Linked DNA regions of Mus musculus: region 2 is linked to region 1. A link is a contact called in ENCODE POLR2A ChIA-PET data. All regions are on one chromosome and are shown on one strand. The core of a region is the stretch at or near the end of the contact, and the rest is flanking DNA. Distances in the headings are between cores, read along the strand shown.

Evidence for each region. ChIA-PET counts read pairs that join two places held with the same protein, here RNA polymerase II (POLR2A).
Region 2: POLR2A ChIA-PET joins it to region 1 with 10 read pairs in Patski. The contact joins the promoter of Grasp here to the enhancer-like site in region 1. POLR2A ChIA-PET finds 5 or more read pairs at or near these places in 4 of 5 experiments (Patski and embryonic stem cell).

What each region holds. Positions count from the first base shown.
Region 1 is chr15:101,160,566-101,167,293 of GRCm38, reverse strand. No RefSeq gene overlaps it. Among named protein-coding and RNA genes, the nearest start is that of Acvr1b, 10 kb to the left of the region's middle. Within about 2 kb of position 3,358, at least 1 of the 3 ENCODE cell types and tissues checked has a DNase peak (open chromatin) inside an H3K27ac peak, as active enhancers do.
Region 2 is chr15:101,219,821-101,226,548 of GRCm38, reverse strand. It overlaps Grasp (GRP1 (general receptor for phosphoinositides 1)-associated scaffold protein), which reads right to left and starts at 2,342. Exons shown (of 8, transcript NM_019518.3): 1 at 2,005-2,342. The coding sequence starts at 2,247. It overlaps A330009N23Rik (RIKEN cDNA A330009N23 gene), which reads left to right and starts at 1,363. Exons shown (of 3, transcript NR_045328.1): 1 at 1,363-1,575; 2 at 2,916-3,068; 3 at 4,360-5,358. AU021063 (expressed sequence AU021063) reads right to left here and starts at 5,302. Exons shown (of 3, transcript NR_045996.1): 1 at 5,224-5,302; 2 at 4,935-5,071; 3 at 4,394-4,760.

The DNA.
Region 1 (6,728 bases), core at 2,109-4,608:
AACCTCGGCCACGCGTGGTATTATAGAAAAGAAAGTAAGAAATCATCATGAGAGGTGTCACCCCATGACTACAGGAGATTCTTTAGTTAGCGTTCCAATAAATATGCAGCCAAAAAAGACACAACCAGATAGAACTTAAAGGAAAGTAAATCAACTTAGAACTGTCTATTCATACAAAATGTCTCTTTAAAAGGAGTCAGACAGAAAGAGTAAGTCATTGCGGACTTCATGCACGCCTTACAGAGTCACAGATCCACTCATAGAAAAGGATTGTACAACTTCCAGGTTAAGAGAAGAGGAAACAGGATGGAAAAGCACAAGGAAGTAAACAAGTAAACGAAAACAACAATAGTAATAAGCAATAAATAGAACATAATGAGTAGAAAATAAATTCAGATATGTGCACGATTATAATAAATGTAAGTGAACCAAATAATCCAACTTAAAAATAGTGACTAAATAGGAGGGGAGAAAAGGATTTCAGATACTCCAGGTGAAAGGAATGACCTTATTTTGTTCTGTTGCTTGACCAAGCGCAGAGAGATTCTAACTCACCTCTCGTGAAGGAGCCAATAGGAGTTCAAAGGCACAGGAAGCTGAAGGAGCAAAGGAGAGTCAGGACCAAGAAGAGGTGAAGAAGGTAGGCTTGAGATGAAAGGGTACAGGGGCTGGCTTTGGCCTGTGGGGAGAATGTTATTATTTCAGAGACAGGAAAGAGAAGGTGAGCAAAGAGAAAATGTGTAAGCACAGGAGATTATCTTAATGTCCCCAGTCAAGAGACAGTCACTTTGATGTCATTTCCTCACAAGGCTTATGGTGGAGGGTATGCTTGGAGAAAGTGTTAATAATGTAAAATAAATTCACAGAACTATGACAGAGGTGATAATATGTACTGATATGGAGACAGTGAGACTGGCAGCCAGGGACTCAGAAAACCAGAAAGAGTGTCCAAGGGAGTGCTGAGGGCCCAAGCGGGAACCCTAAAAATTAAAGATACGCTCTCAGAAACCCTGTGTGACAGACAGCACTATCTCTTCTGGGCGTGTTCATCAGCCCGAGGTGAGAGCAGCTGTGTCCCTTAGAGTCGGTGAAGCTAGAGGATGGGGGCATATGGACAGACAGGTGAGCCAGCATATGGAGGGAAGCAGAGGTGTTGGCAGCCTGCAGTCTGTACACAAGTGGTCCCTCAGGAAGGAGCTGAGCGTGGCGTTCCTGAAGAACACCCTCCCAGGCTCTCCTTTCTCTCTCTCCCTGCCCCAGAGGCTACCTCAGGACTTTTGAGGACGGTTTTCTTTCTTCAACTCTCACACTGACCTGGTTCCACCCCAGTGCTTCCTGGGTAAACAGGCCCTGTGCCCTCAGCCCGGTGGTGATTCATACTTGCGTTTCCACCTGAGCATGCCCACTGGCCAAACAGGATTGCTCTCCTGGTCATTCTCCTGCTGTGGAGGACCTCACAGTTCCTTCCTGTCAGCCTGATGCCCTTGTTCTGCATGCTGGAACGTCACAGTACTGTGGGACTGCTGGTGCTATAACGCCTTCATCTCCCGACCACGCTTCCCCAGTGCTCTGGCTGTACTTCCGCATGCCCGTGTCCCTGGAGATCATTCTGCACTTTTTCAGCTGTCTTCTCCAGAACATACAGGCATCTTTGTTGAGTGGAGTCATGAAGTTCTAAATCTGAAAGGGAACTTTAAGTTATTTTGTCTGGTCCTGTTATTTCATTTTTATTATTGTTGTTATGATTGCTCTTTCGAGATTTCTCTGTGTAGCCCTGGAACGCCCTATGTAGAACAGGCTGGCTTTGAACTCGGGAATCTGCCTGCTGCCTCCCGAGTGCTGGAACTAAAGGCATGTGCCATCATGCCCAGCTTTGATTCTGTTATTTTAGAGTAGAGAAACCGAGGCTCAGCAGAGACAGGTGTCTTGTTCGAGGACACTGCCCAGACTGGTAGTTAATAACTCTATATGATGAGAACTTAGGACTCATGCAGACAGACCCCTTACACCTAAAGATGGTGTCCAGAGACTGGACACTAGCTTGCCTAGGAAGATTTACCAAATTGTGTTCACAACCATTTAGTAGTAACACCACTCTCCTTACCATACAGGAGAGGAACTGAGCCCCAGCCCAAGGTCATTCAGGGAATACCCAGTCTGACAGTTCCTCTGTTATCCTGGTTTCTCTTCCCTGTCCTTTCATATCCTTAAGACCCCTGGTATAAAGTCTCCCTCCTACCTGCTGGTCTATCATGCTCAATAGCAATTCCTGCTTTTCCAAGGGGTGGGAGGAGGGGGGCACAACGGTGGGGTGGGGAGGGGAGACAAGGGTAGGAGTTGGGCAGGGGTGGGGAGGCAGGAGTGGGGGTTAAGGGGGAAGGGTCAGGGGGTGGGGGTGAGGTAGGCAGAGGGGGTGGGGGAGAAGCAGGGGTGGAGGGTAAGGGGGCAGGAGCAGGGACAGGGGAGGGGCAAAGGTGAGAGGCGGGGGCGGGGGTTAAGGGGGCAGGAGAGGGGACAAGGGTGAGGGGCAGGAGTTGGGGGTAGTTGGGGGGAAGGTGTAATATGGTCAGGCTTCTGGCTACCGCTGATGATACCAGGGCTGGCTATCTGGTCCCAGGAAAAGCAACATAGAGACTAGCTGAGCTACTGAAGGGCTCTCTTGTATTGAACTAAAAAGGCAAGAAAAGCCAGTGACTTAGCTAGCCTGTGGCAGGTGCCCGGAAGTGGCAGTGAGCCAGTCTGAGCTGGGAAAGAATCGTGGAACAAAGGCTCAAGGTGAAGGAGACAAGAAAGGGAGGCTGGCTGGAGTGTGCTCATGGGTGTGTCTGTGTATACACCCCTCCGACCTCACCCCACAGTCAGGTGGTATCCAGGCTTGTCCTCAGATCCATGAGACCTGTCTGGCAGTATTTTCCCGGGTGAAGTCCTCCGAGATTTCCACCTGTCTCTTCACTCAAATGTCTTTGTCCTTGAAGCCTAGGACCCAGCAAACACACCAGCTCCGGACTGACTCCTCCTCCAAGAAGCCTTCCCCTCCTCTGCATGCTGTCTGCCTTTTCTGGAATCACTCAGGGCCTGACCATGGCAGATGTCACTCAATTCCTGTTGGTGGGAGAATCCTCCAGCCCTGTGTCACCGCTTATCAAGTTCGCCATTTGGAGCCATTTGCCTCACCACTGCTGTTTTGTGTTCTAGCAATCTGTGGGTAGGCTACCGTTTCTTTATCCTGGAGTGCATACTGAAGTCTGTGAGACAAAGGGCCTTGGCCTAGGTCCTGGGAATGAGTAAGCTTGTAGTTCTCCCCCTCAGGCAGTTCACGGTCCAGGAGGGGAGGCTATGTTCCTCTGACCAAACTCTGGCATTGGGATCCCAGCTACATACTTGGATACACAACATGACCACTGGGCCTGTGGTGTTGACACACGCACAGACAAAGGTTCACCCCTGTTCTCTCTTGTTCCGTGTCCCCTTCCCCACCAGGGTCCATTCCTCACTCTCCTTTCTTTCTAAACTTCATTTTTGTGGGGTGAGAGAGAGAGAGAGAGAGAGAGAGAGAGTGAATGAGAAACAGGGAGAGTAAGAAGGGAGAGACAGAGAGAGAGCATGAGGCAGTTACTTTATACTATTTTAGGACCCCTTTACTTTTCAAAAACCTGGTGGAGAATCCTGCCAAAGCCCCCGGGTGGGGGTGAGGAGGCTAGCCAATCTAACCCCGGGGCAGGCTGGGTGTCTGGGAGGCCAGGTTTTACAACTGTCAGCTGCATAGCCCAGGCTCAAATTGCTTTGCACCCTTGACTGCAGCTTCTTCCGTGGGCCCATCAGACCCAACCCCACCCACCCGGTCCAATCTAACATTCTAACAGGCCCCCCTCCTCTCCAGCATGCTCAGCCGTCATCATTCCTCCCCACCAGCCGCTTAAGGACTGCACACCAGGCACCATGTAAAATTGTTGTGTTTCTGGAAACACACCACACGCCGAGAAGCCTTGAAATTCTTCTTGGAACGGGTCCAGGGGTTTATTTATGAAATTCCCAGGGGGTGGGAGAGACAGAAGTCTGGACTTCGCAGACTGAGTGCTGCTCCGCCGTCATCTCGCCCGCATGCATACCCGCCGCCACTCCAGCCAGCTCTTACTATAGGCCCAGCTCAGGCTGTGCTGGGCTGCCAGAAAGCTAGCTCAGGAGCCCGGGACTCAGGAGAGCGAGGGGAGAAAGCAGCTAGTTGGCCATAGTCCCACACATCGACATCCCTCCCTCCTTTCTGCCAGCCCCCACCTCCCTCCCCATCTACAGTCCTTTCCCACCTCCTCCACTTAGGGGATCCTTGCTGCCCTAGGGATTCAAGCTGAAAGCTAGTTTCTACCAAAGTGGCAAGTTTGCAGGGCTGTCCTGTATGCTGGACGCTCTTTGACTCTTCGTAGTTTTTGATCTGAGGCATGCGTGGTAGAGGATGCCAAAGGTTTGGAGAAAGTTTAGGAGGTCCAAGCCTCTTCTGATGCTAAAGGGTTGTCTCAAGGACATAGATGAATGGTTAGACCTGCTCCCAGCTAAATGTGCTGGAACTTCCTGCTGCTAAAGGCCTTTGCAGCACTGCCCTGCTTCTCTGGCCACTAACTGAGAGGGTTCTTAGTGGAACTGGAGGGTTGTGACCTTAGCGGTGTCTTTAGATCACCAGGCATGTAGTTTCCGAGTAGACGGCTTGTCTAGTGTGCAAGAGGCTTCTATTCCCTCCCTAGGAGGCAAACAAAACATACACACTTGTTTAAGTTTCTTGCCTTCAGTGATGCCAGTGGTTGAACCCCATGCAGTGACCATCTTCCACAGATGTCACGATCCTACTTCACAACTGGCTTCACTAATCTACTAGAGACTCCATCGACAGTTGCCAAGATCGCTGTGCTTGTCATAGGAGTCACGGGCCTTAAAAGTCACAGAACGCCATCCCCTGACTAATAAAATCAGAACCCAGATAATGAAATACATTGAATATGGGCAAATCTGAATGGGGGAATGTCCCTTAAGGACGACGATCTTCCCGATAGAGCAGCCTAAGCCCCCATCTCTGAAACTCAGGATGCTCACTCTGTTGGGCATTCAAGGTGACCATGGCTCAGCAGAGGACACTGTGGAGACCTCAAACTCGCAGAAAGCCCAGATATATAGCACTATGGTCCTTACCCGGGCAGTATTAGGATTGAATTGAGTATTAAAAGGGCGAAGAGCCCAATAAATGAATGGCTGGTGGACATTGTAGGAAGAGAGGCAGGACCTCAGGAAAGACACAACCAACACTGATCACAATATGGTGTTCAGGGTTCCAGCACTCTCACCTGACTTAGAATCCAAAGAAATTAGAAACAAGAATCCAAAAAGTTCAGTTGGCTTCACACACCTCCGGAAGACTCTCCTCCCTCTGGAAGCCCCATCCTGATTACACAGAATGAGCTGGGCTGGGAAGGTAGAGCTGGGAAGAGCCTCTCCTGGGTGAGGCAAGCAGGTGTGGGCAGGAGCACCTGCCGGCCTATGTGAGGTAGGTAGACCCGCTCCTGCCTGGGAGGGGACAGCCTGCCAGGGCCTGCATGTAAGCCTGTGGGAGCAAGCATGTGTGTACAGACGTATGCTAATAGGCTAGCACGCACGGGCTGGGGAAGGATTGGCGTAGAGATAAAGGCACAGAACTATTCATGCCCCTAAAGCTATCCCAGTCAGCCATGGCCTTTGCCCAGGCCTATGAGTTAATGCACACATGGGAAAGTATAAAGATGCAGACCTATTTTTAGAGAATGAGGTAGAGGACGGACCATGAATGGCCTCCGGATGTAGACAGATATGATTCAAACCCCAGATCTATAATTTGTTAGCTGTGCCATTTGGGGCCTGCCATTTAATCTCGCTAGCCCTTTTGGCTCCTAATCTGTAATATAGAAATAATGAGGGTTTTTTTGTTTCTATTTTCTTTTGAGACAAGGGTCTCACTGAAGCCGTGGCTGGTCTGGAACTCAGGACATAGACCAGGCTGGCCCTGAACTCACAGAGATCAGCTGCTTCTACCTTCCAAGAGCTGGGACTAAAGGAGTGCACCACCTGGCTTGGTGGAATAATGATTTTTTTGGTTTTTTGCAAAATGTATGTGAGAGTAGAGAGAAATTGTCCTTTATCAGTTGCCAGAGACTAGAGAAATGACAGCTGTGCCTTCTGAGAGGCCAAGAATGCCAGTCCTGGAGTTGGGCTGCCAGTTTTAAACTTTACAGTGCCTCAGCCTTCCCACCCATAAGGCAGGAATAACAGAAGCACCATTTCACGGGATCGTCACAAGGCCCAAGTCATTAGTACACACGCAGCACATTTATGCTACCTGTGGGGCCATGCCACTTAGCTTGGAGCCAGCCACTGTTCACACCTCTGTGGTCCTTGTCCCAGGACCCAGTGCCAGCACAGCCCCTGTCCCAGCTTGCCCTGTCTGTGGCTCCAGGCCAGGTTTTCTCCTTACAGTAAAATCTGTTTTTTCCCCCAAGCTGGTCCTTCCCAGGCGTGCAGTTGTCATGGGAACCTGCAGAGGCTGCCTCGCTCTGGGGGAGAAAGGGCTTGTAGATGAAAGCCAAGGAATCCCACCACCACCGTTGCAGCCACTACAACAGGGGGCTTGCTATTACGACTCCAGAATACAGCCAGCCACTGGGGGCCGGCTGTCTGAAGAGGTTCCCACGCACCACCCCCACCCCCCACCC
Region 2 (6,728 bases), core at 1,093-3,592, 60 kb before region 1:
AAGGGGCTATCCTGGGGCAGATGCCGACAAGGGGCTATCCTGGGGCAGATGCCGACAAGGGGCTATCCTGGGGCAGATGCCGACAAGGGGCTATCCTGGGGCAGATGCTGACAAGGAGCTATCCTGGGGCAGATGCTGAGGAACCCTTTCTGGAAGGACTCTCACCTGAGCCCAACTCTGACACAGCACCCCACTTCCTGCTGCCTGTCTTTTCCTTCCTAGCTACACCTCTGCTTTGGCGCTAATTTAACTATTTGCCAAATGTAGCTGCTGTTATCACTCCCAGAGTTCACACGGTCCCTGGGACCTCAGGGTCACATCTATTCTGGGTTCTAGATCAGTAAACTCCACCTCTGCTAACCAGCTTGGAGAAGCCTGTGACTCTAGAATAATCTCACCACTGGCATCATGTCTGATGGGTCCAGACCTTCCGGGCCCCAAAAGCTGAGGCAGGAGCTTCCCCGAGTTGAAGAAGGAAGCCATAGACTTAGGGTTCTTACTCTACAGATTCCCACCAGCTGAGTCTGTCCATTTAATGGTTCAAGCAGACCCAGTATTCAGGAGAGCAGAGAGCCAGGGGCCTGGCAATGACAGCCTGAATGTGACAGAGGTGCCAAATCTCCTAAGAACAGGTTGCTTGGGGGTAGGTGGGACAGTAGATTCCAGATGAAGCTGGCTGTATGCCCTCCAAACCTGAGTCTCTTGATATTGCCATGAATTTTTTTCTAGAACAAAATAATTATTGAATAAATAAAAACAAGTAAATCTCAGAATCAAACTTGTCTCACTATGCTTGAAAAACTGGGAGCTTTTTTTGTTTTTTTTTTTAGAATGTCCTGAACTCTTCCGGACCCCAGATAACCTAAAAACAACCTCTGTCCCTCCTAAGATTTTAGTTCTTGGAGGAAGTCTCATCTGGGACCAACCCTTTCCCCAAGTGCCAAACTGCCTGAGGCCTTCCTGGTCTGTGCTTTTGTTAACACTCTCTACCCCCATAAGCTACCCTAAAGCAAGGAAGAGAAGGGGACCCTCTTCCTCCAGAAGCAGACTAACCTCTGGGTGGGGACAGTATCCAAATAGGCCAAGAAGGAAGGACCGGTCAGTACAGAGAGACCCCTTTGTTTTTCAACCCGATTTTCATAAAATGCAAGTTCTCAACAAGCTGTTCATTGTGTGTAGGGGGAGCCAGGGACCATGAGAGAAGGAGGGGGCCGCATAGGGAAGGGCTACCCATTCTTTCTCTTTAACCTGGGTCTTGGCTCTCAGCATCTGAAGACTCAGGTTCTCTCAGGCCAGAGGAAGAGTTTCACTTAGAGGGAGACTTAGGGCAGAGGGCGGGTGCGGCCCGCATCCTTCCTGCCCTGTGACTCTCCCACAGCGTCCGGTCCTGGCTGAAGTTAGAAGAGCTACGCTTTCACATCCCGCATCTAAGATGCGGTACAAAGCACGAGGCCCTGAGCCCAAGAAGCCGAGTGTTCCTGCGGAGGGGGAGTTTTTGGGAATTCGCAGCACTACTTCTAAGGGGCCATTAATCTCTCTCCCGCCCAGGGCTCCAGGACCCTCAACTTGTTCGAGGCAAGTGGTGAGGTTCCTTCTCTATCCCTGCTCCAACTTGAGAAGGTGCTTGGGCGGCAGGGTCCTGAGAGTTTTTAGACTTCTGGACACCCGCAGGCGGAGCAGGAGGCGGCAGAAAGCCAGATGGAGCAAGCTGTAGAAAGGGGGTGCTGGGGCGGAGTTAAGGCAAGAGAGTGGGAGGAGATGGGGCATCCGCGTGTGGGGAATGGAGCGGAGAGCCACCCGAACTGGGGGCGTTGTGATGGCGGGGGCTACAGCCTTCTGAGACCCGAGTGGGCAGGTTTGCACCTTCTGGGCGGAGCAAGGCGGGTGGCCCAGGGTCGCAGGGCCGGGGAATGTGGCAGTCATCGGCGCTGCTGCGGGTGAGTGTATCCTGCGGAAGGAAGAAGGCAGGGTACCGAATCTGGGGATGCAGGTTAAGTAACGCACCTTTCGGCGAGGCAGGGTACCCCCGGACACGGCGAGCGCGCGGTACAGCTCGGCAGGGTGATAGTCCTCCAGTGCTGCGTACAGCTCCTCCCCGGGGGCTCCGGGCGGAGCGGCGGCAGCCGGAGGGCCGGAGGGTAGCGGGGCGGCGCGAGCGGCTTCGGAGTCGGGAGCCCGGCCAGCGGGGTCCGGCGCGGCAGTCGCCTCCTCCTTCTGCTGCAGCTTCCTGAGTCGGCGGAGGGTCATGGCTCCGGCGTCCGGCGCCCCTCAGAGGCCGCGCTCTCTCTGCTTGATGGTGTTAGGGACGGCTTTGGGACGCCAGCCCAGCGGGCCGCGTGTAGCCTTGCTTTATAGACTCCCGAGAGGCGTGGGGAGCGGCCTCCAGTGGCCTCGCCCCCCGACACGCAGGCACCGCCTCCAGGGGGGGACCGCTATGGGGAGCCCCGCCCACAGTGCGCAGCCATCAGCCAGGCTCTGGGACACTCTGGGGGACTTGGGCGCTCAGTGGGGGAAATCTAGCTGCCCACGGCAGCGGGAGGGACAGGACATTTGGGGAGAGCAGGGGTTTATATGCTACCTGGAAGCAGTCTGTGAACGTACATTGGATGAAGTTAGGGAATGAATGATGGCCTTAGTGGTTCGTGGAGATGGGGGCACAATAAGGAGTGGTGGTAAATAAACTGGGGGAAGCTTTGAGGTCAGGGTAGCAGTGGGTCAGACTGCAGGAAGCCCTAGACTGGAGAGGGGGAGGCCGGGGCTGCGCAGGGGAGGGTTGGGGTTTCTGAAGAAGGAACTGGGAGAGAGGTACACCTCTGAATTCACCCAGTGGAAGCTCCCGGGGAGTGAGGGGCTAAGGGGTCCATCTTCCCACCTGCATGGTAGAAGAGATAACTAAAGCAGCCTTCCTTTCCCAGGGCTAGGAGAAAGGGAAGCTGTGGAAACCTGCAAGCAGGTTTAAATCCGAGCCCTACTGGGGCCACCCCAAGGCTTGAAATCACCTCTCCACTCTGGATGCTGGAGTTAAGGCTCTCGTTCCTCACCTGGGGTTTGGAATATGCCCAGAGTAGGTGAGTAGATCCTCGGAGTTGGGGCATGACCGGCGCTGAGCCTTTCTCTAGTCCTGTCTTAGATACCATCCCTCAAGCTCTTTGTTACCATGGCTGCCAGGCTGTGGGAGAGGCGGGGATGACCCACAGCCCAAGTCTGTCGTCAGTGGCGCCCAAATAAGAAGCAAAAGAGGGAAGCAGTTGGTTGTCTAGCCACCACAGACGGAGCCTGGGGCTCCACATTCGGACATGAGACACCACGCGTGCTCTTTACATACATCATTACAAACCTTATGAAACAGGTACCATTATCATCCCTCCCAGAGGGGGAAACTGAAACCCAGACAGAAAGCACCTTGCTAGGAGGGTTGCTCAGTGACCAAGTTGACAGTCCAAACAAGGCAGCCCCATTCTGGAACTTCTGCCTTACTCTGTGATGCTGACTTCAATGCTTCATCGTGAGGTTGAGCCCGACTCTGTGCCAGGGGCTGGCTAGGCACTGGTGTGACAGAGGTGTTTGGTCTGGGAGCCGGTTGCATGCTGTACATGTGCTGTGTAAGACCCATACCATGGGGGAGCAGAGGCCAGAAGGCCATATCTCAGAGGCCAGAAAAGACTTTCTTCTACCCGTTCATCAGTCTGGCTGTCTCCTTGTGTCTTGCCTCCCCTCCTCCAGCCCCCTACTCTCACCCAGGCCCCTGTGCCCTCACTACACAAGAAGTATAAGTGGGAAGGGTGGCTTAGGGACTATGTTAGCTAAGATGTCTCCCTTAATGCTTCTCTCCCTGATTTAACCACCAAGTGGCCATCGGTTGAGGGGCCAAGGGAGAGTCAGTGGAGAAACATGGGACTCTTATTGAGAGCATTAACACAGATGGACCCCTGGACCGTCTGTTGCCTGACAGACGGCATCTGTAGTGGGGGAGGGGGTGGGGAGTTACGAAGGTAGAAGACAGAAAAGTTTGTATTGCGTTCATTCTAGTTCTTATCCACGAAAGGACCCTCCCCCCACACACCCCCAACGAGATCCTGTGCCACCTATGAAGGTGCCACCTGCCTACTCTGGAGGATTAGTGAATGCGTATCTAACAGCCCTGTTGACAGAAGTCCTTTGTGCTGATTAGAGGTAAACACCTCTTCCCCCACAACCCCAGTTTGTGCAGGTCCGATTGCCTCTTGCCTCCAGGTGAGAAGCCACCACAGGGAGCTGAAGTTCTCACCTAAGCAAGAAGGTGCTAGAAAACCCAGAGCAAGTGTGAGCCCAGAAAAGGCAATTTCTCTAAGTCCTTGGCATGATTTTCTCAAATCTTAGGATTTCAGAGCTGGAAGAGGCCTCATGTTCTGGAAAAGACGTGTGTGGTCCAAGCCCTCCTGCCTGAGACAGCAGTCAGAGAGGGAAAGACTGCCCCGGAATGGATTTAGGAACCCAGGACTCTTGACAAAGACTGCTAATTCAGCAGCTGGCAGCTGGGGAGCGGACTGCCTGATTCCTCTGCGGTTCCACAGTTTCTCCAGGGAGGATTGGAGAGTCCTGGGTGCCTCCCTGTGGGATGGTGGCACCCTCTGCTGGTCGTGAGCCTTGTGGTGGAACTATCTCCAGACTCAAAGCCGTCTGGTGCTCGGCGCCACCTGGAAACCTTGCCATATTTTGGGATCCCATACAGCATTTGTTCCTCCAGGAGGATCTGTAGTGAGCTGGTAACTGAGTTCACACTGAGGAAGTTGTGAGGAGGGAGATGCTGCCGGTTAAAAGTACTCCACAGCACGGCTCCAGAGCTCAGCCTTCTCTGCCCCACCTCCTCTTATGCCACGCCCCTTGCCTAGCATCTGTTCCCCTCCTCCAATTAGCCTTACCCAGGCCTCCTGCCTCTCCAGAATGTCCCTTACCTCCTCATGCCTCTTAGCAAATCCCCTGTGGATCTGCTCCTGAGAAATCTATACTTCGTCTGCAACTTATGTCGAAGCAGGTGTCTTGTTCCCAGGGAGTTCATGTTTCCCAGTTCTTTGGCTCCAGCTGCTCCATCCTAAGATGGGGTTTAAGGGTGGGGGGAGGGGAGACCTGGGTAGCATGGGATTAGTAGAGGCTGTCTAACGGACAAAGCCCCTTCTCACTTCTTTAAGGACAACCCCTTGCCAAGTCTCCCACCAATCCACAATTCCCTGTGACCCCACAGACCTGCTTAAGTTCTGGGGAACCCTCGGAAAGTTGGAGCACTAGAGCTGCGAAAGTTCAGACGCTGTAGAGTCCCAGTGAGTCAGTTACTTCAGGGCACAGAACTAGCAAGGATGAATAAATAGCTCTATGGATGCCGCCTCTGCTTCTGTGTGGGAGGGGGGAGGGGAGGGGATGGGGAGGGGAGTTAGCAGCAAGAGAGGGCCTGGGGCTCAGCTGGCTCTCTGGTACACCAGGAATGATGGGCTGGGCCTCAGCTGCATGACATCACTGCTTGCAGGAGGTATAGAACAGCCGGTGGGCAGCTGGCTGGGCAGGGAATGCTTGTTTTCTTAATGACTCCTATTGCCTAACAGCGTTCTCGCGGTACAGTGTTGTGTTGGTGCTGGGGCCCTGCTGCGGGAGAGTTCTAGCAGGTCTGATCCAGTACAGTTCAGAGATCTGACTCCCAGGAGGTCTGTAGGTAGGAGCCAGGTAGATAGGACAGTTTGTGTTGGATATGGGTGTCTCCTGGTCTAGTCCCATCCAGAGGCCAAGCATCTGCCTCTCGAATGGCCAGGTTGGAGTGACAGAAGGAAGGGACACTCAGTCTGGTTTTCCTCAGAGCAGCAACACGTCACTCATGAGACATGGAATACATATTTCCTCACCTCTCACTTTAGCAGGAGAAATGCAGAAGATGGAAGCTCTTAGGGCAGGAACTCCACAGACCTCTTCCCTGTTGGCAAATGAACACCTGCTCAGCGTCTAATCCCTGGCTTTTTGGGTGGTGGTGGTGGGCAGCATTGTGTATCAGGCTACCCAAACCCCAAAATGCTCATGCTAGAACAACCCCCCACCCCCGCCCCTGGCCATGGCTCTCTCTGCCACTGACTTCAGACAGAAGTCAGCATCCCCTTTCTGCATGGCTGTCTGATCGTGCCTGAACCTGTCTCCTGCCCCACTGGCTGTGTCTCTCCTCACAGTTCTAATGGTCTGCTACCACAGAAAGTGCCTCCCTACAGACAAGCAGGGCCACATCACGCCCCTGCTTACAATCAGCTGTAGTGTGGAAGCCGGTGTCCCACAGACTCAGCCCTCACTGTGATACTAAGTGGTGGAGGGTTTAGGAGGATTGGTGATTCATTCAGTCAGGAGGGCTCTGTCCTTGTGAATGGAACAAGCACTGTGCTGGGCAGTTTTGTGTCAACTTGACACAGACTGGACTTATCTGAAAAAAAGGGAGTGTCTGTTGAGAAAATGCCTCCAAGCCTGGTGGTGGTGGCAGTGTGTGACTTTAGTCCCTGCACTCAGGAGGCAGAGGCAGGTGGATCTCTGAGTTTAAGGCCGGCTCTACAGAGCATGTTCCAGGATAACCAGAGCTACACAGAGAAACCCTGTCTCAAAAAACAAGCAAGCAAGCAAACAATCAAACAATGCCCCCATAGGATCTGGCCATAGGGCGTTTTCTTAATTATTGAATGATGGGGGAGGGTCCAGCCCTTTGTGGGTGGTGCTATCCTTGGGCT